Regions from separate parts of the Homo sapiens genome. Here region 2 is linked to region 1. A link is a loop called in an ENCODE intact Hi-C map of the cell type or tissue named here. Cell type or tissue: prostate gland. All regions are shown on one strand. Links, peaks and the distances in the headings refer to the core of each region. The heading gives the core; the rest is flanking DNA.

The links. Hi-C counts contacts between places; a loop is a spot of excess contacts. Peaks named below come from ENCODE experiments on the same cell type or tissue, not always from the same donor. Only the 100,000 strongest peaks of a DNase experiment are listed, where the experiment ranks them.
Region 2: a loop joins it to region 1, with 2.4 times the contacts of the local background. A loop is called at or near these places in 2 of 110 quality-filtered maps.

What each region holds. Positions count from the first base shown.
Region 1 is chr12:114,907,013-114,923,047 of GRCh38, reverse strand. No RefSeq gene overlaps it. Among named protein-coding and RNA genes, the nearest start is that of TBX3, 230 kb to the right of the region's middle. In prostate gland, for the core only: no CTCF peak of the experiment used is centred there; DNase peaks (open chromatin) are centred at 8,507 and 8,597; H3K27ac peaks cover 1,567 bases.
Region 2 is chr12:114,808,835-114,824,869 of GRCh38, reverse strand. No RefSeq gene overlaps it. Among named protein-coding and RNA genes, the nearest start is that of TBX3, 130 kb to the right of the region's middle. RefSeq lists enhancers at 6,865-7,387, 8,900-9,400. In prostate gland, for the core only: no CTCF peak of the experiment used is centred there; DNase peaks (open chromatin) are centred at 11,309 and 11,776; H3K4me3 peaks cover 613 bases; H3K27ac peaks cover 878 bases.

The DNA of each region.
Region 1 (16,035 bases), core at 5,067-13,066:
AAGTGTCTACCCTGTTTAATCTATGACTCTGGGGGGGTCCTCTGAACTATCTTCTGAACTATATTATCTGAACTATATTCTACGGAGATTTTCCTCTTTCCTGCCACAACATTAAATACACTTTCATTGGAAGGCAATATTGAGGAGTGGCTAAAAATATGGGCTCTGAAGTCAGATTGCCTGTCTCCAAATCCAGCTCCACCACTCCCTGGCAATATGTTAAACTTAACCTATCTAAACCTTGGATTGCTAATCTACAAATTGGTTATAAGAAGAGTAGCTACTGCTACCTCATGGGATCAATATAAAGTTTAAAGAGATAATGTATGGGAAGAATTTAGCATAATGGCCAGCACATACCAAGCATTCAATAAATTTTAATCATGGTTGTTGCAGGGAAAGGTGTTTTCAAGGCTGGAAAACACCCCAATGCTAAGTTCATTTGGGGGCTCTAAAGTTAAAATGGGGACTTGTTCATACAAACTTTGGCTCATCTATGAAGTAGATTTCCTTTTGCAATGTGGCTTTTTTTTTCTCTTGGCAAGTTCTCAAATTTTGGGTTGGAAAAAAAAGGAGGAACACCATCATCTCTCACCCTTCAGATTCAGTTTGGGTTTAGGAGAGAGTGTCAAGGATATAGTAGAGCCAAGGCAATAGTTGACACCCAGTTTTTTCCAAGACTGTAACTGTCCCTCTTGCCACATGTGCCAACCATACACCTGCTCACTCTCAGATTCTTTATCTGCTCTGTTCTCTTCCAAATCTTAAGGAGCTACATTTTCCAAACTCCTTTGCCTTCTTGCTTCCTTGTACTCTCAGCCAATAGGAGGCTCTGGTGGAAGACTAGAGTGAGGGAAGAGGACACAGTTGAGTAGTTATCACTTCACACACCCATCCGGCTCTGGCAGAAGCCTCAGCTGCTTGATAATCTTGGCTACACTTGAAGGTCCTGGCACTTAGCCTCTGAAAGTAAAAGATCCTCTTTTTGTCCCTTTTCTTTAGGGACAGTAGTGACTTCCTGCTATTGGTAAACTCTAGGTTGCTTCACTTTCTGCTTTCTCAGTTCCTCTGTCCCATATGGATTCAATTTCCTGTATTAAATTCTCTCTGCTTGAAGGACCTTTAATGATGCCAGTTTTTTTGCTGGACCCTAACAGATACAAGATGGTAACCTCAGTGTTGAATGCACTGCCTTGTATGTGCTGGGGAGTCAATGTCTATTTGTTGAATAAATGAATACTTGGAGAAGTTGATATAATCACCCTGAACCTGGTCCTCCAACCACTCTAAGCACTGTGAGACTAAAAACACCCCTTATGAGATGCTCATTTCTGCTCACAAAGGCTCTCAGCTGGCTAAATCACAAAATATATCAAAATATTCATCTTTCAAAACCACATTTCTGGTCTGGTCCCCCAGAGTAGTAAACCTCAAGCCCTCGGGCCCTCAATGCCCAAAGGTGGTGAAAAATCTCTTCTGGGGACCTTGTGGTTATAGGATGATCTGGCTGAAAGCAAGACAGATGAGGAGGGTGGAGGAGTAGAGGGTGTAGAAGAAAGCCTAACTTCTCTGAGAAGCTATTTATCTCCAGACAGCAATGTCACTCCTGGGGAGCAGCTGAGTGCTTACAATATTTGTAAATATCTATTTGGCCCCAAGAGTTCTCTCCCATGGAAACAGCTAATAAACCGAGCTGCCTGAGTTTACTCCTAATGCCAAGACATGTTCCAGGGGCTGATTACATTGCTGTTTTATTATATGGAAAAGAAGATAGACTGTATGTGCAAGGGGCCAGGGGAGGTGATGGAGAACTCAGAGTTGAAAGCAGGAAAGTTACACTTCCAGGTTGATGAGGTCTTTGTCATAAATATCCAGATCTAGAAATGAAAATTAGAATTGGAACCAGCTCTCTCCTTGAAGCAGGAACCGCCCTCTTGACTCAGAGTTCCAAAATGTTCAGGCACATCTGGCTAAGCAAATGGTCACTTTACCAAGTTGCCAAACAAAACCTGGAAATTGCGAGTACAGGGGAAAGGACCTCTCTCCAAGAAAAATAATAACCCCAGGTGATGTCACTGCTGCCGATCTGTGGACCACACTTTGAGTGGCAAGCTGATGCATTAATCTCCTGTTTATGTTTCATACTTTAAAAGCCCAGTATCCAAAGCAGTGAGGTGGTTTCCATCTGCTCACAGCACATTCACGTCCAGGGTAGGACACTGGTACAACTCAGGGTCTGCTGGAGTATGCCCCTTGTGAAGACAACACATTTCCTACACATGCTGAAATGTGCGTCCTGGGATTTCCTGGGACATTACTTGATTTGCCTCTGAGGATTTCATTGTTTGCTAAGATCTTATGAAAAAACAACCCCCCTCCCCCACAAAGAAAAGACAAATGAAGATCAACTTTGCTATTTGTTAAGAACTACATTTAAATTACTAAAGAAACTATTTTGAGTGCATAATTTCAATTATTTTTTTCCATTTCATCCAAGCCAACAAGCTCAATTACTTTTCTGTGATGACATTATAATGAGAATCATTGATTTTTAGAGTTGGAGGCAACTTTGAAGTTCAACCCCCCTCCACGGTAACAATAATAATGTGTACCATTCCCCAAGCACTTGCTATGGGTGGTGTGTACTGGTCTAAGTACTTTACCTATTTTATTCGCATAGTAGCCTGGACCAAAGTGTGTTCCTAAGAATATTAATCTCACACTATGCTCCACAAATTAAAGATTCTGTGATCCAAAAACTTTTGCAAAACTTGTGCCTTCCTAGGTCCTTCTCAGGGAGACAAAATCAAAACGCACATGGACATACAAGAGACCCTAGGAAATCCTACAGTAGGAAAGCCATTGCATTTTTTTAAAAACTGCTTCCAAAACATCTTTGTCTGTGCACTTCTTGTTTTCTAAAATCCAATTCGCATTTCATTTCAATTAGTTAGATAGCTCAATTTCTTATTAGTATGCATTGCCATATTTAATTAAGATGGAGAAGGCCTCTGGTATCTTAGAGTTTTCAACCATGAAGCTTATTAACAAAAGTGCTGCTGAGCACTTTCTTAACCAGAAAAACGATGGCTGAGATCCACCCATTTTTGTTAAGAGATTTAAGATCCTCTAAATGAAGTCTTCAAGCAAATCTATGGGATATCTTCAAACACATCACTCGCTCCTCACCCTAGCATAAGTCAGTCTCAGATGAGTTATAATCGATATTTAAACAACTACAAAGGTGAAGGCTGACCCTGAGCGTCCTTCCCATCCTTCCCCACAGTCCACTTGAGATGTTATCTGTGAGGAGTAAACAGGCCCGTCCCCAAAGTCTTGGCCACCCTGGTGTGATATCAAACAGCTGCTCAGCGGCCCTGGAAGCCGGCTCCCATATTTCTCCTGCTACACTTACAGCGAGTTGAGCTTCCTGGCGGGGCTTCTCTTTGAAGTTCAAGAGGGCCCTGTGTATGGTATGTGTGGGAAGGAAAACTAAGATTCATCTCTCATGGAGCCATCTTTTCCATGAGAACAGAGTGTCTTTTAGTGTCTTTCAGGAAGAAGGGGTCTAATTCAGCACCTTAAATAATAAAAAAGTGGTAACAATAGTAACCCACATGACATTTATAAAGCACTTACCAGTGTCAAAAATAGCACCACGTACTGTCTTAAGTGCTTGCTAGGAGTTAACAACTTTAATGGTTCCCCTTTTATAAATGGGGAAGCAGATTCAGAGAGGCTAAGTGACTTGCCCAAGGTCACAATAGGAGACGAGTGGTGGAGCTAGGTTTTAGTTCCGCTCAGAACTAATTTATTTGTTCCCAAACTGGGTGAAACAGTGGAAACAAACGTTAACTCTCAAAAGCGTCTGAGAGCTGGAATTGAGGCTCAGGCCAGAGACCTCTGGACCTCTGCCCTCTGTGATTATATGGGCATTTTCCTCCCGTAGCAGAATGGATCATCATTTTGCACATTCCTATGCCCTTCATCACACTAGTGTAAATGTTTGCTTGCTTGTCTCTTTCCCACACTAAGTTGAGAGCTCCTTGCTGCAGGCACTAAGGTTATTAGCCTTTAGCCTGGTGGCAATGATTATGATGACAGCTACCAATTCTGGAGAGTTTATCATGTGCCCCACCCCAGGGCTGATATCAAGCCAGGTGGTGACCATTCTGACTGCTTATGCATGGGTTGTGCTGAGTGTTAAATAATCCAGTATGATCCCTGCCAAGCACTATGCTAAGTGTCTTTGCCTGTCTTTTCTTCCTGAATCTTTACAGCAGCTCTCTGAGGTGGCTACTGCTGTTATCATCCCATTTTACAGATGAAGAAACTGAGACCCAGGGCAGCAAGATTATATTTGCCTGAAGTCACCCACTTAGTCCATGGTGGATGGAGCTAATTTCTAGCTAACTATAATTAGCCTGAAAAACAGTTCTTTTATTCATTCATTGATTTATGCATCAGTTTCCTTATTCATTCAAGAAATTTACACTGAGCATAGTATTCATGATCTGTGGCCCCATGACAAGTTACCTCAAAACTTAGTGGCTTAAAACAAAACCAAGCATTTATAAACTCATTTTTGTGGGTCACCAATTCAGGAGTGGCTTAGCTGGGTGGTTGTGTTTCAGGGCTGCTCATAAGGCTGCAGTTACAAACGTCACCTAGGTCTATGGTCTCATCTGAAAGTTTGACTGGGGCTGGAGGATCTACTGCCAAGACAGCTCACTCCCATGGCTGTTGGCTGGAGACCTCAGTTGTTCACTTCATGGACTTCTCCATGGGGCTGCTAGAGAATCCTCACCACATGGCAGCTGGTTTCCCCTGAGCAAGTGACCCAAGAGAGAGCAAGGTGGGCATTGCAATGTCTTTTGTGATCCAGCCTCAGAAGTTGCACAACATTATTTTTGCAATGTCTTATTGGTTATACAGGCCAGACTTCTTCAGTGGCATTGGGGGTTGGGGGGTAGGATTTATACAAGGGCCTGGACACCAGAAGGCAAGGTCATTGAGAGCCATCTTAGAGGATGCCTACAACAAGCAACTACTCTGAACCACAACCAAATGTAGGCATCTGAACAATACAGAGCTCCTGATCTAATGGGGATGACAGGCATTACTTATGTAATCACATAAAGGAATACATGGGATTGGGGGCTGGGAGACTAATTATATGCTTCTCTTAGAGTGTGGAATAGTGGGACAGTGGTAAGTCTTCTTATGTTTTAACTACCCATAAAGCTGTACCAATGCATCCCAACTTAATGTCAGCCCTGGCTGCAGTTAACATGGTTCTTGCCCTTGTATCCCCAATTTCTCCTCCATTGAGGGGAAGCCATCAATATCTCCTATCTCAAATCGCAAAATAAAACCTCGTAAACCTGGTCACTAGAAAAGCACTCAGTAATGCCTGTTATGGGTTGAATTGTGTCAACTCTAAAAAGGTATGTTGAAGTCTTAAACCCCTAGTACCTGTAAATGTGACCTTATTTGGAAAAAAAAAAAAAAAAAAGGCCATTGCAGATTGAGTAATCAAGTTAAGATGAGCTCGTACTATGGTATGGTAGGCACTCCTGCAATATGACTGGTGTCTTTATCAAAGGAGAGAAATTTAGACCCAGACGCAAATTTAGGCACACATATGAGGACACAGACGCAGGGGAGAGCATCATGTGAGATGGACAAATGCAGCTGCAAGCCAAGGAACTTCAAGGATTGACAGCGCCCACAGAAGCTGAAAAAAGCAAGAAAGGAGCTTATTCAGAGTATTGAAGGAAGCATGGCCCTCCTGACACCTTCATTCCAGACTTCAGCCCCCAGAATTCTGAGATAATAAATTTCGGTTGTTTTAAGCCACCTAGTTTGTGTGGTATTTTGTGTCAGCAGCCCAGGAAACTAATACAATACTCAAATGTTGAAACGAAACTTTAGGTTCATTTCCAGCTCAGCATTTCCATTGTACGGATGAGCAAAGAGATGAGACCCTGTTAGAGGAAAGTAGTTGCCCAAGGTTACCAAGCAAATGTGTGCCCAAACTAGGCCCAATCCCCCAGTCTAGGGCTTAGAAGATACCTTTTTTGTTTGTTTGTTTCTTGTCATCATCAGGCTCCGGTCATCCTCAATGCTGTTATCATTTATTTTTGCTGCAAGAAAGAAGGAGGCTGCGGAGTCTGTGTTTTCCAGCTCCGCCAGGCAGTCTGTTTTTGCTGGCTTTGCATGAAAACAGCCAGGCTGTTGGCTCTGCGGGGTAACAGGCTGACTCGGGGTGTGATGTGAGTTGTAAGTACAATGACAGACGGCTCCGGGAACAGCCCTGGGCACCGTCTAGCAGAGTGAACCAGAAAACCACAGCACGTCAAGAGCATCTAATGGCACCATGTGGTTTCTTAACGCCGCTCTCTGCCCTCCCTGCCAGGGTGCTTGTGAGCCCAGTGGGACTTTCTAAGTCTTTGTATCACTCCTTGAAGAGGAGTACGAGGGGAAGAAGAAGGAGGAAGGGTTTCTGCTTGAAGGCCTCAAAGAATTCATTTTAGTACACATAATTACAGCCTTTTATGCCAACTCTGATTCAAAGGTGCATAATTTTTGGCATGCCCAAATAACATAGAGGATGGGACCCGGTAACAACAAAAGATGGAACAAATAAAGAGCTGAGTCAGGCAGCATCTAGGAACTGGAAACTGTTGGATGGCACTAGAGCCATGAGTCAGCCCCCTTGGAGATAGCCTCACTGCAGGATGGACACACAAGCCAAGCACTTACAGATGACCTTTCCTCGCCTTCAGCCATGATGTTGGCCTTCAGGAAGTGAGACAGCATCAACCTTCTGCCTGTCCTTGTAGCCAGAACATCTGGTTTGAGACACTGGAGAACTTGTCTGATTCAGGAGAAACTAGGGGATTTCTCTGCAGGCAAGCGGATTACAGCGTCCTGAGGCTGTCCCTGACTTTGAAATCCACAGAAGTTTCAGCCCTGGCTCAGTTGTTCATTTGCTACAGGACAAAGTCAATTTGCACCCCTGAACTTCAGATTCTTCATGTGTAAAATAGAATATTAATACCTTCTGTGGAGGGTTATGAAGCATCACCCACAAGCTTCCATTATGGACCCTGAAGTGAGATGACCAGTAGATATGGAACCTGGCCCTCTCCTCCTACTTGCCAGCTGGGAAATTTGAGGGAAGACACTTCAAATCTCCGTGGCTCAGTTTTGTCCCCCTCAGTGTGGATCTGTAGTGGATGTTATGGGGCTAGGCCCATACTCTCCCTACACCATGCCCATGCAGGCCGATTCAATGGCTTCTGACTGTAACCGTGAGTACCTACGATTCTTTGCCTGAGGGATTTATTTGGCCTGCATGTGGGACCTGCTAGAAATTGACTCCTGGAGGAGCCCTGCACTGTGATTGACTGGAGTTGGGGCCTGATCACCCCAACTTCCTTGCCATTTGGTGAGACAGCCCTGGGGTGCATCCTTCCTACAGATTCCCACAGGGACCACATCCGAGTTGCCCACAGTAGGGATGCTGGTGACATGGGGTGAGGGCTGAGACTTGATGAACTTCTTTCCTTTCCCATCTTACCTCTCCACTTCCTTGCACATGCTTCTTGAGATCTCCTCTCAAATTCTCCACTTAGACTCAAATCCTGTCTCAGGGTCGGCTCCTGGAGGACCCTGATCTCAGCACTGCCTCACAGAGTTACCGTTAGGATGAAATAAACAAATAGATAGAAAATTCTTAGAGGAGTGTCTGTTAGATGGCAGGATGGAGATAAATGATTAGTCTGATCATTGTGAGGATTTAAATAATCTGGGAGCCAGGCTCGGTGGCTCATACTTGTAATCCCAACACCTTGGGAGGCCTAGGCAAGAGGATTGTTTGAACACAGGGGTTCGTGACCTGCCTGGGCAACGTAGCAAGACCTCGTCTTATAAATAAATTTTTAAAAATAAAAAATAATAATAATCTGGCATGTGCCACATATAAAGCACCTTAGCCTAGTGCTGGGCACAGAGTAAGGGCTCCAACCATGACTGTGTCATTTTGCAGATGTGGAAACTGAGGTTCAGAGGCCTGAAGCAACTGTCCTGAGGTTGCTTTCCATAGTGGTGGAGTTCCGATGTAAACCTAGATTGATCCTGCTCCTTACAACCTCCTCAGAGGGAGAAAAGGGGAGCAAAATCGTGGCTATTAGGACAAAGTGTTAACATCGACCCCCGAGCCTCCCTTTCCTTGGTTAGCTGAGAATCCGGGAGCTTGAACAAAAGCAGCTTCGGAGCCTCAAGCCCTGCAGATACAAGGCATGTAGAAACAAAGCCGTGTCTCTAAGTCCTGGCTGGTGACCCATCCCCCGAAGCTATCCATCATCTTGAACAGGGATTTTATGCACCCTGTACGCCAATCACCTCTTCAATTACCTCTCAGGAGGAGGGAGAAGCCCAGTGGTATCTGATGTCCCATTTGATTTAGGGTAAGTCACACTTAAGAGGGCATCTGAGGTTAAAGAACACAGAATTCTGGGCCTGTTTATAAATCAACAGGCTTGAGGTTTTCATTATTCACCTTCTAGATCATGGAGCGATATGACTCACTGGATCATAAAAGAGATCAAATAGCTTTGTTGCTAATAATTCTTTCCCTGACCCACTCTCTGGCACATTTGGTTTGTAAACAGAGTTTTAATGGCATCCCTTGGACATAATAACGTAATTTCTTTATAGCACCTTGGCCGCCTTGCCACTCTCGGCTGTAATCAGATTTAGGTTTAAGCCTCCCTCATTTGTGGGAGCTAATGTTGTTTGGTGTTTTAAGAACTACTTAGGGCTGGGGATATTGCCCTTTGAAAGGATTGAACCAGCTCCTTTCAGAACACAGCACTCTGATGAGTCTGGCCTAGAAGCCATGGATAGTGTTCCTGGGACCCAGAACTCTGAGATCCCTGACTCTGGCCCCCATCCAGGTTCCCCAGGGAAAACCCTTCCTATGCAAGTCCTCAGTGACCTCAAAGGTTGTCTCTAAAATTGTCAGGAATGTCGAATCAGCTCTTGAAGTCACCTATCATTGTATGGGTGAGACAGGATTGTTCATTAATTCACCATTACATACAAAGATGCTCCAGGTTTGAAGGTAGTAAGGGGGTGGCTTGGTGATGACAAAATAGTGTGAGAAACAAGAAAAAAAAATGTTGAGGGGTCATTAAAAGGATGGAAAATATCCTTCAGGACAAGCTTTCCCAAACGTCAGTCATTTCTATACCACTCTACAATGTGAGCCAACTCTGAGCACCCTCTTATTATTATATATGTATTTTGGGGGGTTTAAATGGACTTACTCTATATACATTTAAATGTTTGCCATAAATAGGAAGTAACCATAAAAAGAGATGTGGGTCCACATCTCTAATCCAGAACCCCCAGGGCCAGATGGGTTTCAGAATTCAGAACTTCATAGACTTTAGAAAGGCAACATGGTCATATACCCCCAGGACTGCACCCCTTATTAGATACATTCATAGTTTTGCAGCATCACCTATACACATTCACATTAAGATCGTTTTTTTATTCATGATGAAGATCATCTTTATAGGAAAATGAAAGACGTTTTTAAAATTTTTTTACATTGTAATTGTACATATTTATACATTACAATTTGATGTTTTAACATACCTATAGGTTGCATAATTATCAAATCACCTCATGCATTTATCATTCCTTTGTGGCGAGAATACTCAAAAACTTCTCTTCTGGCTAGTTCACAATATACAATGCCTGACTCCTAACCATAGTCACCCCACTGTGCAACAGAGTGACAGGACTTGTTTCTCCTCTCTTATTGCAATTTTGTACCCATTGACCAATATCTCCCATCTTCCCCTATTCCTGCTGCCCCTTCCTAGTCTCTGGTATCCACTGTTCTACTCTCTACTTCTATGACATAAATTTTTTAGATTGCACATATATGTGAGATCATATGGTATTTGTCTTTCTGTGTCTGGCTTATTTCACTTAATAATGTGATGTTCCATGTTGACACAAATGACCAGATTTCATTTTTTATGGCTGAATAATATTCCATTATGTATATATGCCATTTTTAATTTATTCATCCATTGTTGGATGTTTAGATTGATTCCATATCTTGGCTATTGTAAATAATGCTGCATTAAGCATAAGAGTACAGATATCTCTTTGACACGTGAATGCCATTTCCTTTGTATATCCAGTAGTAGGATTGCTAGATCATATGGTAGTTCTATTTTTAGTTTTTTGAGGAACCTCTATGCTGTTTTCCATAACGGCTATACTAATTTACAGTCTCACCAACAGCATGTAAGTGTTCCCTTTTCTCTACATCCTTGCCAACTTTTATTTTGTCTTTTTGATAATAGCCATTCTGACTAGAGTGAGGTGATATCTCACTGTGGTTTTGATTTGCAATTCCCTAATGATTAGAGATGTTGAGCATTTCTTCATATACCTGTTGGTCATTTGCATGTCTTCTTTTGAGAAATGTCTTTAAACTCTTTTGCTCATTTTTTTAAAATTATACTTTAAGTTCTAGGGTACATGTGCACAACGTGCAGGTTTGTTATATATGTATACATGTGCCATGTTGGTGTGCTGCACCAATTAACTCAGCATTTACATTAGGTATATCTCCTAAGGCTATCCCTCCCCTCTACCCCCACCCCACTACAGGCCCCCGTGTGTGATGTTCCCCTTCCTATGTCCAAGTGTTCTCATTTTTTAATTGGGTTACTCGTGAGGACTTCAGGGATTTTTTTTGCTTTTGTTTTGTTGTTGTTGTTGTTTTTGCTGTTGAGTTGTTTAAGTTCCTTAAGTTCCTTATATATTCTGGATGTTAATCCCTTGTCAGATATATAGTTTGCAAATGCTTTCTCCCATTCTGTAAGTTGTCTCTTCACTCTGTTAATTGTTTCCTTTGCTGTGCAAAAGCTTTTTAGTTTGATGTCATCCCATTTAAGACAAATTTTTTAAAAGGCTATATGTAATCTGCTGTCTGTGTTAAGTATAAATATTAAATGGTTTATGAAAAAAATTCCATTTTCAGAGCCTTTAGGACTTTGAAATTTCACAAAAGGGGTTATGAGCCCATACAGTGGGGGTAAAATAAGTGTGATTAAATTCCAGCTGAATATGATAATGTGCCTGAAGAAATGAGCCAGAGAGAATCATGCTTTCACATTCTGGTATCAACTTGAGCCTCTCTCTTAGATAAAATGGGAAGGATTGGATGAGAAATGAAAAAACAATAACTGCTCAGAATGGACTTCAATGCTGCTTGATTTCAGGCAGTGGATCCCCAACATCATGTCCAGGAACCCCAGTGGCATGTGTCCCCTGCATGAGGAGATGCCTATCTATAAGGAATGAGGCGTTCAGTAGAACTAGCTAAACCATGGCATAGATGTTCAGATTAAAGGAGTCTTAAGTTTCCATCTATTTCAGGGGTTGGCAAACCCTTTTTGTAATAGACTAGATAGTAAATGTTTTAGACTTTTTAAACCATATAGTCTCTGTCATAACTACTTTACTGTTGTAGGACAAACACAACTCAAGAGGATATCTAAACAAATGGGCATGACTGTGTTCCCATAAAACTTTATTTACAAAAACAGGCAGTGGGTCATGTTTTGTCCAGCCTTTCACTAACACTTGAGGAAATTGACACCAAGAAGGAAACTGACTCACTCAAGGTGATTAGTAGCAGAGCCAAAATCAGAAGCTGCCAATCTAAAGAAATAAAAAGAAAGAGGAGAGAGGAAATCTCAGCTTCTATCTTCAATCCTGGGAATCATTTTAAGGCAAAGTTTCTTGGGAGTCACTCTTCGCATTCAGATAAGAAATAGTAGGTTCAAAGTGAAGCAAAGGTGGGGAGTCTGCATGGATATTTAAAAGAACATACTTAGGTTCAAGGATAAAATGCTTGAAAAGACAACAGAACATCTGTGAAGAGTCCATCTTTAGACATCCTCAGCAGGAAAATCACCTGCTGAAATGGATCTGGCTGAAATTTTTCTGCCCTGGGCAAAGGAGGTCTCAAGCGTTCTTATTATTATAGAATAATCTGACCTATTTAGAGAGGTGTGGGCACCAAAGGGGATTAAGTCTAAAAGACTCCAATCAAGAGGACATTATTTCTCCACTCCATTCAATTTAACAAATATTGATGGCACTTTGACTTTGTACCAGGCACTGTGCACGTCTTGTTGAAGATGGAAATATGTATGAAATATGGTCTCTGCCCTTAAGAAATTTACAATTAAGAAACAATGTAATTGGCTGGGCACGGTGGCTCATGCCTGTAATACCTGCACTTTGGGAGGCTGAGGCAGGCGGATCACCTGAGGTCAAGAGTTCAAGACGAGCCTGGCCAACATGGCAAAACCCTGTCTCTACTAAAAATACAAAAATTAGCAGGGCATGGTGGCAGGCACCTGTAATCCCAGCTACTTGGGAGGCTGAGGCAGGAGAATAGCTTGAACCTGGGAGGCGGAGGATGTAGTGAGCCGAGATCGCGTCACTGCACTCCAGCCTGACAGAATGAGACTCCGTCTCCAAAAACAAACAAACAAATAAACAAACAAAACAATGTGATTATTTTTCATTCTCAGGGAATAAGGTGCTACAGTGATAGAGGAAAATTAGTTATTAAACTTTCTCAAGGAATAAAACAGCTTTGAGTTGCTACATTCATGGAAAAAAAAAAAAGAATAGCAACGGACAGAGGAAAGTACAGGGAAGGCCCACATCACTCTCCATTCAAAACTACGTGGTCAAACAGACTTCAGTAACCTCACTGGATTCCCCAATGCACAGTCATGTCAACAGGGAAGGGTGTATTATGAAGTTTCTTCTTCCAATGCCCTTTTGCCCCATACAAAGAGGCGGTGGCCACACTATGGGATTCTCTCCCATGTCAATTCAGGGAAGAGGCATCCAAGAGAGAGATAAGCATGGAGTAAAGAGAGAGATAGACCGGCAGAGGAAGAGTTTGAGGAGAAAAAACAGAATGGTCAAAGAGGAAGAGGCAGAGAAAGAAGAAGGAGAAAGAGAAGAAGATGGGAGAGGGAAGGAGAAGGAGAGAGAAGGAAGAGGATAACAAAGAAAGGGAGAAATGAGAGGAGGAGAAGGATAAGAAGAAAAGAGAAGAGAGGAGAAAGGGTATCCTGGCAATTGCATTCAATTCCAACTACAAAGGGCACAGAGGGGATGCCATATGTGGCATCAGAGGCCTCTGCTTCCTTTGGGAAGGCATTGGGAGGCTTCAAGTGGGGGAATAGTTAATCAGATTTATACTGTAAGTCAAACTCTGTGCCTTCCACAGGAGGATAGGCTGACGGAGATAAAATGAGACAAGCAAGGAAGCTGTTGCCATTGTCTGGCGAAAAAGATGGAAGAAGGCACAGAATTGAGCTAGCATGAGAAAAATCTGTCCTTGGACAGTGATGGGCTGTAGGGTCAATAATGAAGTAAGACTTTCATCCATGTCTCTGGATCCAGAAACTTCATGTTTACTGGGATAGGAAGCACAAAAAAACAAGGCAAGATTCATTATGAGTACAAGAAATCCCAAGAACATTCTTAAAAGAGAAAGGGAAGAGGAGAAGAAGAAAGAAGCCTAACTCCTGAGCACGTTAACAAGCACCATCTCATTGAATTCTCCCAATGAGCCCATGTGGTTGGCATTATATCCCTTTTTTTTACAGATGTAAAAAGTAAACTTCAGGAAAGTTAAGTAATTTGTCCAAGGGCACACAGCTGTGGATCCAAACCATCTTTCCAGCTCCAGCGTCTGTTGACCTTTTTATCTCTATCAGAGACACACAAACTGAAAGACATGTGTATTCTATGCCTTCAACCTGTGGTGCCACATGTGGGAAAAGGGAAAGGAAGATGGCTATAATCTGGAGTGGATGTAAATGAATCCCAGGTCTCTTTGGACACCAGATGGTAGGCACCTGGTCTCCAGTTCTAAGCCCAGGTCTTGCCAACAGGTGAGACTCCCAAAATAGAGGACCTAGAGGAATCTCTTATTTTATCATACCAGGAGGGAGGAAAAGGGAGTCTGTTTTCAGGCTGTTATGCAGTGCAGGGCCTGGTTGGCATTTGGGAAAATGAATCCTTCTGGAAGGAAATGAGGCAGGGCAGCCAAGTTCCTAGGATTATATCTCTCTCACCTGGAAGCCTTCTGCCAAATGACCCCAGGGAAGAGTCAGTCCAATGAAAGATAGGTTTCGTCTCTAAGTAAAACTTGCTTCTAGGGCACCATCAAGCCCCAGGAGGCTGAGAAGAGCCACCTTGAGGGAGGCAGAAGCGGTGAGAGGGAAGTAACAAGCATAATAACAGCTCATCTCTGTGGCCCCTTTCATCTAGGGATCTCAGAGTCATTTACCACCACCCAGTTAATTTTCTCAACATCCACTACACCATCAGCTCCCAAAGAAGGTGTCATTATCGTCCTTTTATGAGCAAGAAAACTTAGAGGTTAGTTGGCTGGCTCAATGCCACAAAACAGTTGTAAGGCAGAAACCAAATTTAAGATAACTGCCTTCCTCTGATCACAAGGAACAGGAGAGAAAAGACCCATTTGTAGGAGGGGCCCTGATTACCACTCTTAATCATTCATTTATTAATCATTCATTTATTCATCCACCTATCCATCCATCCTTCCATTTATTCATCCATCTGGCCATCATTACTTCCTTCCATCCATTTATTCATGCATCCAACCATCTCCATTGATGCATTCATTAATTCACTCATATAACAACATTAACTGACATCCTGCTATGTGCCAGGCACTGTGCAAAGTGCTGACGATTACAACCATGACCAAAACAAACCCACGGTATTAGTTCATTTTCACACTGCTATAAAGAACTGCCCAAGACTGGGTAATTTATAAAGGAAAGAGGTTCAATTGACTCACAGTTTAGCATCGCTGGGGAGGCCTCAGGAAACTCACAATCATGGTGGAAGGCAAAGGGGAAACAAGGTGCCTTATTCACAAGATAGCAGGAAGGAGAATGAATGCAGTAGGGACTACCAAGTACTTATGAAACCATCAGATCTCGTGAGAACTCACTCACTATCACAAGAACAGTATAGGGGAAACCACCCCCATGATTTAAATACCTTCACTTGGTCTCTCCCCTGATATGTGGAGATTATGGGAATGACAATTCAAGATGAGATTTTCGGTGGGGAACGCAGCCAAAACACATCACCCACCATCTAGTGATTCTTCAAATAATGTTTTTTTTCCATCACGACAGGACTTTGCAGCTGACAAATGTATTACCTTTTATAGAGTCTGTGAAATGAGGATTTTTATTTCTGTTTCACAGCTGAAGAAACTAAGACTTAAGCAGGCCAAGTAACTTCACAGAGCTAAGATCTGGACCCATTGTGTGTGGAGCCTTTTCACACGTTACAGCTTCTTTATTAAGCTGATCTCCCCAGTTCCTGGGAAAATCCCCCACAAGAACTTGATTCAGTGAAGGGTTTTGCACACCTTTAACCAGCAGACGGTCATGTTACCAATAAAGCTTTGAGTTGACTAATGAAGTAGCTAGACTGATGCCCACACTGAACTGGACTTTCATGAGAGCATGAAAATAAAATAATTTACTTAAACCAGAAAAAATAGCAAGTCTGATTAAAATAATCAGGTCCTTCAGGTGTGTGAGTTAAACCATCAACTAAGGCTGAAGGGCATATGAAGTCAATTGATTTGGTAATTTGCTTTGTTTCTGCTCTGATATGGGTCAACTATGATAGTCTCTTCAACAGGCACCCGCTACCCTTCATAGATGAACCAATTATTCTCTGTTTCTGTTAGAGAGCACCAAGATAGAGAAATGAGACAAGGGTCTGGCTGGTCATTCCAGTACTGTGTGCCTTTTAAAAGCAGCAAGGGTATCCCAGGATGACATTAGCACCATTTAACAAACTGTGCATTCAAAAATGGCCATGTCAAACTTCTCCACTAGACTGTGAGCTTCTTGA
Region 2 (16,035 bases), core at 3,865-11,864, 97 kb after region 1:
CATTAGGAGCATTCTACAATAAGAGTCATGCTACTTGGGATTTTATGTAGGATTTCCCAGATGTTGAGAACCCTACTTCAGTTTTCCCATTTGCAGAATGGAACAATTAACTTCCGTAAGATTAAGAATATGAGAAAATGCTTTTTGTTCTCTCTTTTAACCTCCCCTTTTTAATTGCATCAGGCTAGAAGTACTTAGCCAGGGCTTTCATGAATCGTTCATTCATTCATTCATTCATTCAGTCAGTCAGTCAACAAATATTTATTGAGCACCTATATGATGCCTAGTGCTGCTTTTGACCCTGAAGAGAAAGTCAACAGTAAGACATATACATAAACATATATCTATGTGCAGAGAATCCCTAGCTTCCTTTGGATTCTCCAAGAGTTCTGTGAACCAAAGTTAAAAAGCCACAGGGCTATGATATTACGAGGTGGAAAAAAATACTTCTGTTTCTTGGGGTATGTTTTCAGAGTAGCATTTTCAATTGATTTAATCCAGCTAATACATCCTGTGCTCCCATCCACTCACCTGTGTGTTAAGACATGGCCACATAAATTCCTTCTGACCCACAGGCATTATGGGTCCCTGTCCCAGCTTCCCCCTACCGCCACTTCTCCATCTATAAAACGGGATTAATGATAACCCCCAAGGATAGCATCACATTAATGAGCTGAAGAGAAAAAAGTGCTTTGAGCTCACTGAAAAAGGGTGGAGCCAAGAGCGGTGGAGGCTGAAATGTAGCTGCTGCCTGTGAGAATGTAAGTTTCTTTCCTGCTCATGGGAGCCCAAGAAGTATAAAAGGACAGTCTAGCCCCCTGTAGTGAAGCCCGAACAGGCGTTGGAAAGGGGCGAGTTTCCAGACTTATGGACCAAAGGGGGAGAGGAGGTCATGCACATGTGTTTACCTCCGGGTCACTGGTTCCAAGGCAGCCTGGCAGATCTCAACTGAAAGTTACTGCCATCTGCTCCGTGACCTCAATCCATTTGCTACCGTGCACACTGTAACTGGCAGCCCGAGTAGGCAGGCTGGCACCAACCGAGACTGAAAATGGGTCACTCCCTAGAGCCCTAAGGCCTGGCCTGGGCCCTGGAGTAGGGCAGGGGGTGAGCAGGGAGGGACCTAGAAACTCCATCTACAGTAATAGCTGTAAGAGTAACATGGGTGAAGTTCTCATCCTCTTGGAAGTTTCTGGACACTCCACCGTTCCTCAGCTAGGGATCCCAGCAAGCCACGCTACGTGCATTCCATGTAACACCCCCATTCACAGGAACCAGGTGTCAGACAAATCAGAAAACAGAGCATCATGGGGCATATGGTCAATTTCGCATGATAATGACAACTTTTTATTAAGAACCTACAGTGTGCCAAGCAAGAAGTTCAGCTCACGCCCAGTGTTACTTCATGCCATTATCAGCCCATACCCAGGAGGTATGCACTCTTCCCTTCAATTTACAGATGAGGAAACTGTTCAAGGTCACACAGCATGAGGTGGGGGGCCAGATTTGAACCCAAGACTGTGAGGAGTTACTGTTTAAGGAATATGGAGTTTCAGTTTAGAATGATTAAAAAAAATCCTAGAGATGGATGGTGGTGATGGTCAATGTGGATCTACTTAATGCCACTGAACAGTGGAGTCAAAAACGGTTAAAATGGGGCCAGGCTCATGCCTGTAATCCCAGCACTTTGGGAGGCGAGGCGGGCAGATCACCGAGGCGGGCTGAGCTCAGGAGTTCGAGACCAGCCTGGCCAACATGCTGAAACCCCATATCTACTAAGAATACAAAAAGTAGCCAGACATGGTGGTGGGTGCCTGTAGTCCCAGCTACCTGCGAAGCTGAGGCAGGAGAATCACTCGAACCTGGGAGGCAGAGGTTGCAGAAAGCCAAGATTGTGCCATTGCATTCCAGCCTGGGTAACAGAGCGAGACTCAGTCTCAAAAAAAGTGATATAAAATAAAATTAAAATAAAGGTTAAAATGAGCTTTGCTCTGAATCTAAAACTGCTCTAAAAAATAAAGTCAAGGCCAGATGCCATGGTTCACACCTGTAATCCCAGCACTTTGGGAGGCTGAGGCAGGAGGATAGCTTTAGGTGAGGAGTTCAAGACCAGCCTGGGCAAAGTAACGAGACCCTGTCACTACAAAAAATAAAAATAACAAAACTAGCCAGGCATGGTGGTGCACACCTGTAGTCCCACCTCCTGGGGAGACTAAGGCAGGAAGATCTCTTGAGTCCAGGAGTTTAAGGCTGCAGTGAGCTATGATTGTACCACTGCACTCCAGGCTCAACAGCAGAGCAAGACCTTGTCTCTAAAAATATATATGTTAAAAAAAAAAGTCAAATAAATGTTTTAATGGCATTAAAATGGTAGCTTTTGTTATGTATATTTTGCCACAATATAATTAATGAATTAAGATATCATTCTCTATCAAGAGGTCCCCGGTTCATATCCAAGTGCCCTCTCCTGACTCCAAAAAAAGATATCATTCTCAAACTCCTGACCGCAAGTGATCTTTCTGCCTCAACCCTACAAAGTGCTGGGATTACGGGCATGAGCCACATGATTCCTGGCCTAGGCAAGATATCATTCTTAAAGGAAAAACAAAGTATACATTACCTTGTGACCCAGTGAATCGGTCTAGCCAGAGACAATTCTACAGGTGTACACAGGGAGACATGACCCGGTGCGGTGGCTCACGTCTGTAATCCCAGCATTTTGGGAGGCACAGGCGGGTGGATCACGAGGTCAGGAGATCGAGACCATCCTGGCTAACACGGTGAAACCCCGTCTCTACTAAAAGTGCAAAAAATTAGCTGGGCTTGGTGGCACTTGCCTGTAGTCCCAGCTACTCGGGAGGCTGAGGTAGGAGAATCACTTGAACCTGGGAGGCGGAGGTTGCAGTGAGCCAAGATCACACCACTGCACTCCAGCCTGGGTGACAGAGCAAGACTTCGTCTCAAAAAAAAGAAAAAAAAAAGAAAGAAAGAAGCTTAAATGCAGGATTGTTTGTGATAATGAACCACTGAAAATAACATATATGCCTGCATGCCATGCATACGGCAATAGCTAGTAAATGCAGTGCATTCATTCAATAGAATTCATTCCACTCAATGGAATGCTATACAGCAGAGGAAACATGATGAATTTATTATTACTAACATGGAAAGGTCTCTTAGGAATGTTGTTAAGCAAATAATAAGAGTAACAATAGGTTACAGAAGTATGTACACGGTATGAATTTTTACAATTTATGTAAAAATACTAATACACCAAAAAAGTACCATTTATTTTCTCTGTGTGTGTGTGTGTGTAGTCAGTTCTGCTACAATGCTTGTTTTGAAAACATAAATTTTGGCTGGGCACGGTGGCTCATGCCTGTAATCTCAGCACTTTGGGAAGCCAAGGTAGGCAGATCACGTGAGGTTGGGAGTTTGAGACCAGCCTGGCTAACATGGTGAAATGCTGTCTCCACTAAAAATACAAAATTAGCTGGGTATGGTAGCGGGTACCTGTAATCCCAGCTACTTGAGAGGCTTAGGCAGGAGAATCACTTGAACCTGGGAGGCAGAGGTTGCAGTGAGCCGAGATCACACCATTGCACTCCAGCCTGGGTGACAGAGAGAGACTCCATCTCAAAAAAAAAAAAAAAAAAAAAAAGAGAAAGAAAAGAAAATATAAATTTCCTCCAATGTGATTGATATATTCAGGAACAATTTGAGCATAACCAAATTTTGTGTTTGCTATGCATGATTTTATTCAAAAGAAACACTGGATGAATGCAGAAAACTACACCCAGCTGAACCAAGCCACATAGGAATACACAAAATAAACACACTGCAAACACCCACCAGCTGCCTCAGCAATCTCTGCGTGCTACGAGCCACACCCATCCACACCTGGTGTCACAACTTTAAGATTTCAGACAACTTCCCTCCACCGCTTTCCAGGAACTCACAAGCTGAAACCCTTCTGACGCCTACTTGCACAAACAAACTTTAGGACTTTTCCAATGTACCATTTTTATTGCAGCATTTACGTATATTTTTAACCATTTAACATGTGTAAAATTGTGCTATTATTTTTATTAGGTTCCTATTTTTTTACGTGTCACTGACAAAGTTTTTGAGTGCTGTTCCCTTCCCTATAACTTTTTTTTTGAGACGGAGTCTCGCTCTGTTGCCCAGGCTGCAGTGCAGTGGCACGATCTCAGCTCACTGCAACCTCCACCTCCCAGGTTCAAGCAATTCTCCTGCCTCAGCCTCACAAGTAGCTGGGATTACAGGCATGCGCCACCATGCTTGGCTAATTTTTTTGTATTTTTAGTAGAGACAGGGTTTCACCATGTTGGCCAGGCTGGTCTTGAATTCCTGTGATCCAATCACGCCTCTGCCTCCCAAAGTGCTGAGATTACAGGCGTGAGCCACCTGGCCCGGCCACCCTATGACTTTTAATGTGTGATTTTGCATAGTGCTTTGATTTTAATTATTGTAGCAGAACTGACTGCATACTTGTTTTTTTCCTAAAAAGATACTAGATATATTCTTATACACACACAAATATGTTCATGGATGTGTGTGTATGGATGGATAGAGTCCACTTTAATAAGCTGATAGCAGTCAATCAATTTATCATTAGGGATGGAGAGACTGAAGGAGGTGGCTACAGAGATTTTAGTCTTCTTTACGTAGGTTTAATATTTTTTAAGGAGAGTTTTTAAGTCAGGTCTTAATTGTATAGCTAAATTTTTAATTGTTTTAGAAAAAAGAATGCACTATTTGTACACCCACCTTCTTAGCAACATCATTCCCAACAGCCAAGCAGTGGAAGCAACCCACGTGTCCATTGATGGATAATGGATAAAGAGATTATGATAGATCCATGTAATGGAATATTACTTGGCGTTAAAGAATAAGAAAATCCTGTCACATGCCACAACAAGGATGGACCTTGAGGACATTATGTTAAGAGAAAGAAGCCAGTTACAAAAAAACAAACACTTTTTCTTTCTTTTTTTTTTTTTTTTTGAGACAGAGTCTCACTCTGTCACCCAGGTGAAAGTGCAGTGGTGCCATCTCAGCTCACTGCAACCTCCACTTACTGGGTTCAAGGGATACTCGTGCCTCAGCCTCCCGAGTAGCTGGGATTACAAGTATGCACCACCAAGCCTGGCTAATTTTCGTATTTTTAGTAGAGACAAGGTTTCACCATGTTGGCCAGACTGGACTCAAACTCCTGGCTTCAAGTGATCTGACCGCCTCGGCCTCCGAAAGTGCTGGGATTACAGACGTGAGCCACTGCACCCGGCCTCATTTACTTTTTTAACAGCAGCTCTCCTAATGGGTGGGAAGTGGTATCTCCTGTTGCTTTCTTTCTTTCTTTTTTTTTTTTTTTTTGAGACTGAGTCTCACTCTGTCTCCCAGGCTGGAGTGCAGTGCCACGATCTCAACTGACTGCAACCTCTGCCTCCTGGGTTCAAGGGATTCTCGTGACTCAGCTTCTTGAGTAGCTGGGGTTACAGACGTGCGCCACCACACCCAGCTAATTTTTGTATTTTTAGTAGAGACGAGTTTTCACCATGTTGGCCAGGCTGGTCTCAAACTCCCGACCTCAGGTGATCTGCCTGCCTCAGCCTCCCAAAGTGCTGGGATTACAGGCGTGAGCCACCACACCTGGCCAACAAATACTTTTTCTGCAGGGTTGTTAAACTAAGGTAACAAAATAAAAAACAAACAAAACAAACCAAAAACCAAACACTGTGTGATTCTACTCTACATGGCAGCTAAAGTAGGTAAATTCATAGAAACAGAGACTAGAACAGTGGTTACCAGGAGTTTGGGGGAGGAAAGACCAGGGAGTTGGTATCTAATGCGTACAGAGTTCCTGAGTGCAGTGGCTCACTCCCGCAATCCCAGCACTTTGGGAGGCCAAAGCAGGAGGATCGATTTAAGACCAGTCTGGGCAACATGGCAAGAACTCATCTCTAAAAAAAAAAAAAAAAAAAAAAAAAAAAAATAGCCAGGTGTGGTGGTGTGCACCTCTAGTCCCAGCTATTGGGGAGGCTGAGGTGGGAGGATCTCCTGGGCCCCCAGGAGGCGAATGCTGTAGTGAACAGTGATCATGCCACTGCACTCTAGCCTGGGCGACATAGTGAGACTCTGTCTCTAAAATTAAAAAAAAAGAAAATAGTAATAATAATTGGCACAGAGTTTCCGTCTTGAAAGATTAAAAAATTCTAGAGATTTGTTGCAAAAAAAAAATGTGAATAAACAACGCTACTGAATTGTACATTTAGAAATGGTTAAGATGAAAAATTTTATGTCATGTGTTTTTTTAATCACAATTTTTTTTAAAGAGAGGATCCACAGTAACAAACCAATATACCACATTAATTGCACAAATAAAGCAACATACATGCAGGTTATGCAAAAAGATATGGAAGAACCCATTCTTTGCAGCTTCTAAAACAATAATTGGCGGCATATAAGTGAACAAATGCTAGCTGGTTAACGCTGGTTAGTGGGCCTATTGGGTTGGTTGGCTGATTGATTGGCGAGGGCACAATGCCCCACCCAGAGGCCTAACATGACAGCAGAGTCAGGAGGGTGCCATAAATAACACGTTAACGACATGACGTTCGCAGGGCCAGGAATTCAGGAGGCGCCGCGTTGCTTTGCCCCTTTTGAATTCGCCGTGAAACCAGATCCCGCCTGCCTTCTACCAAGAAGGTGCCCGGAAAATCTGCAACCCAGGCACACAAGCGGGAGAAGTTCCAGGCCCAAGGGCTACAGGTCAGCCAGGGTCTCCGGCCCCCCGTCCTGTTCACCACCCACAGATGCCCCTGCCAGCTGCTCCAGGAGAGAGGCCCAGAGCTGAAATGGCACGCCTGCGTGCGTGCCGCATAGCAGGAGGACAATCTTGGCAGGCCTCTATGGGAAGCTTGCAGAACACCTGCCTCTGGGGTGTGTGGGGGCTGACCCTCTGTAGGGCCCCCACTTTCCCAGGGCCCTCAGTGATCCTCAGACGTGCCCTGGGCCCCAGCCACCGCTTTCAGCAGCAATCAGAGTAATGGCCCGCATCTGCTCCACTGATGAGTGGGTGGGTCAGGGAGACACAGCATTTCCAAGCACTTGTGCTTCCAGGATCTCAGAGCAGCGTGGGGGAGGAAAGGCAGCTCCAGCCAGCTCTGTCCCTGCCAAGCCAACACGACTGGGAAGCGCCATCTCCTCATTCAGAATCACCTTTCCCACCTCTTGGCCCACTCAGACAACCTTCAAAAGCTAGTTAATGTCGCCTTCTCTAGAGAGCCTCCCATGAGCCCAGGTCTCCCACCTCTGTCCACCGCCACGGAGTTTAGAAGCCCTGATAGTTGGATCCTCCTTGCCCAGTTCACTTCCCGGCTTAGAGGAGGCTGCTTAAAGCAAACTAAACAACAAAGGAAGGAGGACAAGGCCTTCTTAGTGTGGAGCTGCTGAGCTGGAAGTCAAGAATCAAAGAATCTGGCCGGGTGTGGTGGCTCATGCCTGTAATCCCAACGCTTTGGGAGGCCAAGGCGGGCGGATCACTTGAGGTCAGCAGTTCAAGACCAACCTGACCAACATGACAAAACTCCGTCTCTACTAAAAATACAAAAATTAGCCGAGTGTAGTGGTGCACACCTGTAATCCCAGTTACTCTGGAGGCTGACGCAGGAGAATCGCTTGAACCTGGGAAGCGGAGGCTGCAGTCAGCCAAGATCACACCACTACATGCCCACCTGGGCAAAAGAGTGAGAATCTATCTCAAAAAAAAAAAAAAAGGGAAAAGAAAAAGTAAAATGGTTAATTTTATGTTAAGTGAATCTCGACTCAATAAAAGAAAAAAAATTTCCAGGATTTCAAATCCATCTCTAATTCCTCCTAGTTTTAGAGCCCCCATAGTAACATCATTTTCCTGTTTCATAGTTGGGGAAATCAAGACCCAGATAGGAAACAGAAGTGGCTTCTGCTTTTAGATTTGGAGCTATTGTCAGGGTCTCCTGACTCCCCATCCACGGGTCTTTCTGTCTCCATGATGCCTCTTGGGCCTCATCCTGCTCCCAGCCAGCTGTGTCCCCTGCCCAAGTTTTCTCTCTTGAACCTGTTTCCTTCTACATAAAATTGGTGACTTGAGCAAGACATAATACCTTTCATATGATTTATGAGAGCATCTGGATGGCCACTAATTTTTACTCTAATAGTTCATTTTACCATGTACTAGAAAGTAAATACAATTGGCGGGGCACAGTGGCTCACGCCTATAATCCCAGCACTTTGGGAGGCCAAGGCAGGCAGATCACCTGAGGTCAGGAGTTCAAGACCAGACTGGCCAACATGGTGAAATCCCATCTCAACTAAAAATACAAAAAAAATTAGCCGGGCTTGGTGGTGAGCACCTGTAATCCCAGCTACTTGGAAGGCTGAAGCAAGAGAATCACTTGAACCCAGGAGGTGGAGGTTGCAGTGAGCCGAGATCATGCTACTGCACTCCAGCCTGGATGACAAGAGTGAGAGTCTGTCCCAAGAAAAGAAGAAGAAGAAGGAGAAGGAGAAGAAAAATACAATTAGCAAATCAAACTTTCAGCAATAGAGACTGAAGTGTGTGTATCTAAATGTTTTCTTTTTAAAAAAATTTTTCATGGGCTGGGAGTGGTGGCTCACACCTATAATCCCAACACTTTGGGAGGCCAAGGTGGGTGGATCACTTAGGCCAGAAGTTCAAAACCAGCCTGGGCAACATGGGGAAAACCAGTGTCTACTAAAAAAATCCAAAAATTAGCCAGGCATGGTGGTGCACACCTGTAATCCCAGCTACTTGAAAGGCTGAGGCACAAGGATCACTTGAACCCAGGAGGTGGAGGATGCAGTGAGCTGAGATAGCGCCACAGCACTCCAACCTGGGCAACAGAGCAAGACTCTGTCTCAAAAAAATAATAATCATAAAAAATGAAAATGTCGTGAATGCTTGCTTTCCTCTAAAAAATAATTCTTGCATTTGCCACACAAAAGCTAGAGAGCTTGACTATGTCTGTATCCCTTATTGGTGGGAAAGACTCATGTGTGCAGGCCTTAAAATAGATGTTTATTTAATTTTTTAAGTGAGTTGGTTTAGAGGAAAATATGAAGAGAGTAATCCTACAGGTGGTGTAATCATGGAAAAACAGAGCTAAGAAGGAACGTGGCTGACTGAAGTACAGGACTTGCTGGGTGGCAGCTGTGACATTCTACGAGCCCATGACAAGCCTTGGGCTTCCCCTGCCCCCTAGCATGGCTATTTAGGGTTCCAACCTAAAACACACCAGCCGGGATTGGCAAGGAGACAGGTGGGGCCTTGCGGGGACCCTCACTCGGGGAAACATATGAAGCTTTGTCTCCCAGCAGCCCCATGCTCCATACAACTGTTGGTCAGGACCCTTGGGCTCCATCCCTGGTCTGCCCAGCCCCCTTTTTAGCTCCCTTCCCCTGGTTCCCCCCTTACCTCCCCAGATATCTACATGGTGACCTCATCCTCCAAGCCCAAGCCCTGGGCTAGCCGCCCTGCTGAGAAGGGACTTTGAGGGAAAGACGTAGGTATAACCTCTCCAAGGGAAAGTGTCTACACTGAAACCGTGCCCAAAAAAAGTATTTAAATTGAAGCCCAGGGGCATACCTTTCTGAGGGTGGAATTTGAGGCCATGTGACAGGTGGCAGGGGGAGACATTTTTGGACGGTGGGGGACTTGCCAACATCTTTTGAGCGCATCCCCTAGGCAGCTGCTGAGTCCAGCATTTGGACAGGCAGGCAGTTCTTTTTCTGGGCAACTTCATTTCAGGAGTGGACAAGTTTGGCCTAGCTGGGCTGGCTGGAGGCTCTCAAATCCTCCAAAAGTTACCTTGCTACACAGTTTCTCCCCGGCAAGCTCAACCAAGAATTTGGTGGAGCTGGAAGAATGTAGACGTTGGAGCTGGACAGATCTGAGTTTGAGTTCTGGCTCTGTCTCTGGCCAGCTGTATGGCTATGGGTGTGCCCCTGCACCTCTGGGCCTCAGGCTCCTGCCTCCAACAGGAGGTGAATAATTCCAAACTTTGAGAATGATCAAAATGGATGTCCACAGAAGGCGGCACCTTGTAGGTGTGGATAAGCAGTGTATTATTTTAAAGAAAAGGTGAATTTTCTTTTAGACATAGCCCATCAGACTATGGCTTGGGGACTAAAAAGAAATGTCACCCAACAAAATATAATCTGGGTATATGTACGTTTGGGGATGAGGGATGAAAACATGAGTAGATGAAGAAAGAGAAGAAAACATTCCTTTAGACCAGGCTCAGTGGCTCATGCCTATAATCCTAAAGCTTTGGGAGGCCGAGGCAGGAGGATCACTTGAGGCCAGGAGCTCGAGACCAGCCTGTGGGCAACATAGCGAGACCTCATCTCTTCCAAAAATTTTAAAATGAGCTGGGGGTGGTGGTAAGCTACAGTCCCAGCTACTCAGGAGGATGAGGTGGGAGGATGGCTTGAGCCTGGGAGTTCGAGGCTGCAGGGAGCTGTAATTGCATCACTGCACTCCAGCCTGGGGGCAACTGAGCATGACCTGAAAAAAAAAAGAAAGAAAGAAAAAGAAGGAAGGAAGGAAGGAAAGAAAGAAAAAAGAAAGAAGGGAGGGAGGGAGGGAAAGGAAGAAAGAAAGAAAAGGAAGGAAGGAAGGAAGGAAGGAAGGAAGGAAGGAAGGAAGGAAGAAAAAAAGAAAGAAAGAAAGAAAAAGAAAGAAAGAAAGAGAGAAAGAAAGGAAAGAAAAAAAGGAAGGAAGGAAGGAAGACAGACTTTCCTCCAAATACATTTTTATACCTCTGGTTATTGAACCCAAGCAACCTTATTACCTACTCCCAAGATGAAATTTACAAACATACATCATGCAGGAGAGTAGCCTAATGTCCGCATGGTCCCCCCCAGCCCCGACCCCACCCCCCGCCATGCACACCCCCCGTCCCCACCCCTGATCGCAAACAAGGGCATTGCTTTGTGTCTCCCCTTAAGGCAGTTTGTAAAGAGCCCGAGTAAGGAGCGAAAACAAGGGCAACCCTCAAACAAGTTGTTGGACTTCGCCAAGCAACTGGCCTCCCCATCGCTAATTAAGTTAATCCGGGTGGGTTTTTCTTTTCTTTTCTTGCCTGATTCCCTCCTGCAGAATCAGCAGGAACACCAAAGAGAAATGTTCATGGTAACCCGCCAAGCAGGCCTTCTCTTCAGCTGACAAGATGCATTAACGCCACAGAGAAGGGAAACTTCCCCCCTACACCACACGAGTAATAAAAAACCTGTTTTGTTTTCAGCTGACCACACAGCGCATGTGCCAGGGTAAATAGATCTCCTTTCTGCGGCTTTTCACCCCCTTCTCCTCCACCATCCCCACCCTCTTTCCATGTTTGGGGAGTTTTGATATGTCATAACATTGTGTCTGTTTATCTGAAATATTTCCACTCAAAATGCTTGTTTGCTCAACCAGACTGACATGTTGACATAGCTCCCGACAGCTGAGTGACTCCGATTGAAATAAAATGTAAAGTAAACACATTTGCATACAGTTTATATACAGCCTGGGTCTGAGGAAGCAGAGGAAGTAGGGAGATTGAAATCCGAATTTCTTATCTTCCATCACCCCGGCCTTCAGGGACCCTCCCTTCTTTTTTCCAGCTCTCTGTTCCCGAAATGCCTCCTGAGTCATAGGCTCAGCCTGCCTTTGGGGGTCCGAAAAACATCCTTTCTAGTTTCTGCCTGATCTAGTTTCTTCCCTTCCTCGACGGGTGCGTTTGAAGGCCTGAGTAATTTTCTTACGAGCTCTGAGAGCATGAGCCCAGGCGAATCCAAACAAACGAGCTGTGTGTGTTTGAGCAGATTCCATCCTTCTTTGAGCCTCTTTTTGTGAAATGAGGGAGTTGCACTCAAGTTGATCTCTTGGAGATTTCCAATGTTGATCTTCTGTGTAGCCTGTCTCAGATACTCAGGAACACCACACTTTTAATGGTTGAGCTGTCCTGTCCTGGCACACAGAGACTAACTTGCTTTTTTTTTTTTTTTTTCTTCTTTTTTTTTGAGATACGCTTTTACCCTGTCGCCCAGATTGGAGTGCAGTGGTGTGGTCCCAGCTCACTGCAGCCTCCAACTTTTGCCTTCAGGCCATCCTCCCACCTCAGCCTCCCAAGTATCTGAGGTTATAGCCACAAGTCAGCACACGCATTGAAACCAATTTTCTCTTTCTTTTGTTCTCTTCCTTTTTTCTTTCTTTCTTTCTTTCTCTTTCTTTCTCTTTCTTTCCCTCTTTCCCTCCTTCCTTCCCTCCCTTTTCTTTTCTTTTCTTTTTTTTTCTTTTTCTGACACAGAGTCTTGCTCTGTAGCCCAGGCTGGAATGCAGTGGTGTGATCTCAACTCACTTCAACCCCCACCTCCCGAGTTCAAACAATTCTCCTGCCTCAGCCTCCCAAGTAGCTGGGATTACAGGTGCCCACCACTATGCTCAGCTAATTTTTGTATTCTTAGTAGAGACGAGGTTTCACCATGTTGGCCAGGCTGATCTTGAGCCCTTGACCTCGTGATCTTCCCACCTCTGCCTCCCAAAATGTTGGGATTACAGGCGTGAGCCACTGCACCCGGTCCCTTCCTTCCTTTTCTTTTTTGAGACAGGCTCTCACTCTGTTGAGCAGGCTAGAGTGCAGTGACATGATCACAGCTCACTATAACCTCAAACGCCTAGACTCAAGAGATCCTCCCATCTCAGCCTCCCAAGTAGCTGGGACTACAGATGCATACCACCAATCTGGCTAATTTTTTTAAATTTTTTCAGCCTCCTGCTACACCCAGGCAAGACTAATTTCTTTTTTTCTTTCTTTTTTTTGAGACAGAGTCTCGATCTGTCTCCCAGGCTGGAGTGCAGTGGCGTGATCTCAGCTCACTGCAAGCTCCGCCTCCCAGGTTCACGCCATTCCCCTACCTCAGCCTCCTGAGTAGCTGGGACTACAGGTGCCCGCGACCACACCCAGCTAATTTTTTTTTATTTTTAGTAGAGACAGGGTTTCACCATGTTAGCCAGGATGGTCTCAATCTCCTGGCCTCGTGATCTGCCTACCTCGGCCTCTCAAAGTGCTGGGATTACAGGCTTGAGCCACTGCGCCCGACCGACAAGGCTAATTTCTTTTTTTTTATATATATACTTTAAGTTCTAGTGTACTTGTGCACAACATGCAGGTTTGTTACATATGTATACATGTGCCATGTTGGTGTGCTGCACCCATTAACTCGTCATTTACATCAGGTATATCTCCTAATGCTATCCCTCCCCTCTTCCCCCACCCCACAACAGGCCCCGGTGTGTGATGTTTTCCACCCTGTGTCCAAGTGTTTTCATTGTTCAATTCCCACCTATGAGTGAGAACGTGTGGTGTTTGGTTTTCTGTCCTTGTGATAGTTTGCTCAGAATGATGGTTTTCAGCTTCATCCATGTCCCTACAAAGGACATGAACTCATCATTTTTTATGGCTGCATAATATTCCATGGTGTATATGTGCCACATTTTCTTAATCCAGTCTATCATTGATGGACACTTGGGTTGGTTCCAAGTCTTTGCTATTGTGAATAGTGCCGCAATAAACATAGGTGTGCATGTGTCTTTATAGCAGCATGATTCATAATCCTTTGGGTATATACCCAGTAATGGGATGGCTGGGTCAAATGATATTTCTAGTTCTAGATCCTTGAGGAATCGCCATACTGTCTTCCACAATGGTTGAACTAGTTTACAGTCCCACTAACAGTGTAAAAGTGTTCCTATTTCCTCCACATCCTCTCCAGCTCCTGTTGTTTCCTGACTTTTTAATGATCGCCATTCTTTTTTTTTTTTTTTTTTGAGACAGTGTGTCGCTCTGTTGCCCAGGTTGGAGTGCAATGGCGTGATCTCAGCTCACTGCAACCTCAACCTCTGCCTCTGGGGTTCAAGCGATTGTCCTGCCTCAGCCTCCCAAGTAGCTTGGATTACAGGCGCCCACCATTATAACCAGGTAATTTTTTTTTTGTATTTTTAGTGGAGACAGGGTTTCATCATGTTAGTCAGGCTGGTCTCGAACTCCTGACCTCAGGTGATCCGCCCGCCTCTGCCTCCCAAAGTGCTGGGATTACAGGTGTGAGCCACTGCGCCTGGCCTAATGATCGCCATTCTAACTGGTGTGAGATGGTATCTCATTGTGGTTTTGATTTGCATTTCTCTGATGGCCAGTGATGATGAGCATTTTTTCATGTGTCTGTTGGCTGCACAAATATCTTCTTTTGAGAAGTGTCTGTTCATATCCTTCACCCACTTTTTGATGGGGTTGTTTGATTTTTTTTTTTTGTAAATTTGTTTAAGTTCTTTGTAGATTCTGGATATTAGCCCTTTGTCAGATGGGTAGATTGTAAAAATTTTCTCCCATTCTGTAGGTTGCCTGTTCACTCTGATGGTAGTTTCTTTTGCTATGCAGAAGCTCTTTAGTTTAATTAGATCCCATTTGTCAATTTTGGCTTTCGTTACCATTGCTTTTGGTGTTTTAGTCATGAAGTCCTTGGCAAGGCTAATTTCTTAACTCCCCCCCCCCCCCGTCCTTAGGAAATGGAGCTCCACCTAATTCCTCGCTCCTTCTCTCCAGTTTCATAAAGGAATCCTAAGACAGCACTCAGAAAATCCAGGGATAGCAACGCCTTGTCTAAGTCTCCGTCTTATACCAGTGGCACACAAGACTAAAAGAGTGCAGTACTTCTTTTCTCTAAGCATCACACAACCTCAGAACCCTACTTAACACAGCGGTCCCAGTAGCTAACACACTGATTAGAGTTGGCTTTCAAGATGCAACCCATTTCTCACCTCTCGTCCAATCCAGTGGTTCTTAGAGTGGGGTCCCTGGAGCAAGAGCAGTGATATTCAGGAGGTCTTTGGTGGGATCCAAGACTCCACATTTCTAACAAGCTCCTGGGTGGTCAATGCTGCTAAGCTGAGGACCACACTTTGAGTAGCCAGCCTGTGACCCCCTGTAACCTACCCCTCCAAATGCTGCCAGCCTCTCAGATGCCCATTTGCAGATTCACTTTTGTTCCTCATCCTTGTCAGACAGTTCCAAGACTACAGCAAACTGGACCTGACCACCACATGGGTACATTTCAAAACGCTTATTGACACACACCGCAAAGAAAAGGAGTATCAAAGCACAGCATTTGCCTAGAGAAACCCAAACACTGTGAAAGGGCTGAAAGATAAATTCAGGCAAATATGTTTGCATACAGTTGACAGGCTTTTGCCCAGACCCAAACTGCTCTCCAGGTGAATGAAGCCACCGTTACAACTTGCCTGGGGCCTGGCAGAGCTTGGCAGAGCTTGGCAGGAGGCAGGAGGCCACCGTATGATTGCAGAGCCTGTGCAACTGACCCTCCTTCCTGCCTCTGAGACCCTCCCCTCATCAGAGGAGCTGGATCTCAGTAAATCATTCTGACACTCTTGCCCGTTCCCTGAGCAGAATGGGCAGTCAACAGAGGGTTACTCATAGCACCACGGGCTGCAAGCCTCTACCCTAGGGAAGGTGCGTGAAGGCAGCCTCAGACTCTGTAAGCACCACTGGATAAAGAGGCAAGAGAAGGGGTCAGGTGGGGTGGCTCACACCTGTAATCCCAGAGCTTTAGGAGGCAAAGGTGGGAGGATTCCTTAAGCCCAGGAGTTCGAGGTTGCAGTTAAGCTATGATCACACCACTGCATTCCAGCCTGACGGGGGAAAAAATAGGCAGAGAAGGGAGGACTACAAGGAATCCTAATTTATTTAATCGTAGAATATGGGATGCCTCAGACTGGGCTGTGCCTGGTCATACTTCTTGCCTTTTCCTACCTGTTCTGTGCTAAACCCAAAATGCATTCCCTACTCTTCTCTAGTTGTTCAATTCCAATGTTAAACTCACAGTCCTCCTCTTTATCATACCTAATATGCAGTAAGCACCTAAAACATGCCACAGACTGGGCTAATAATTTAACCA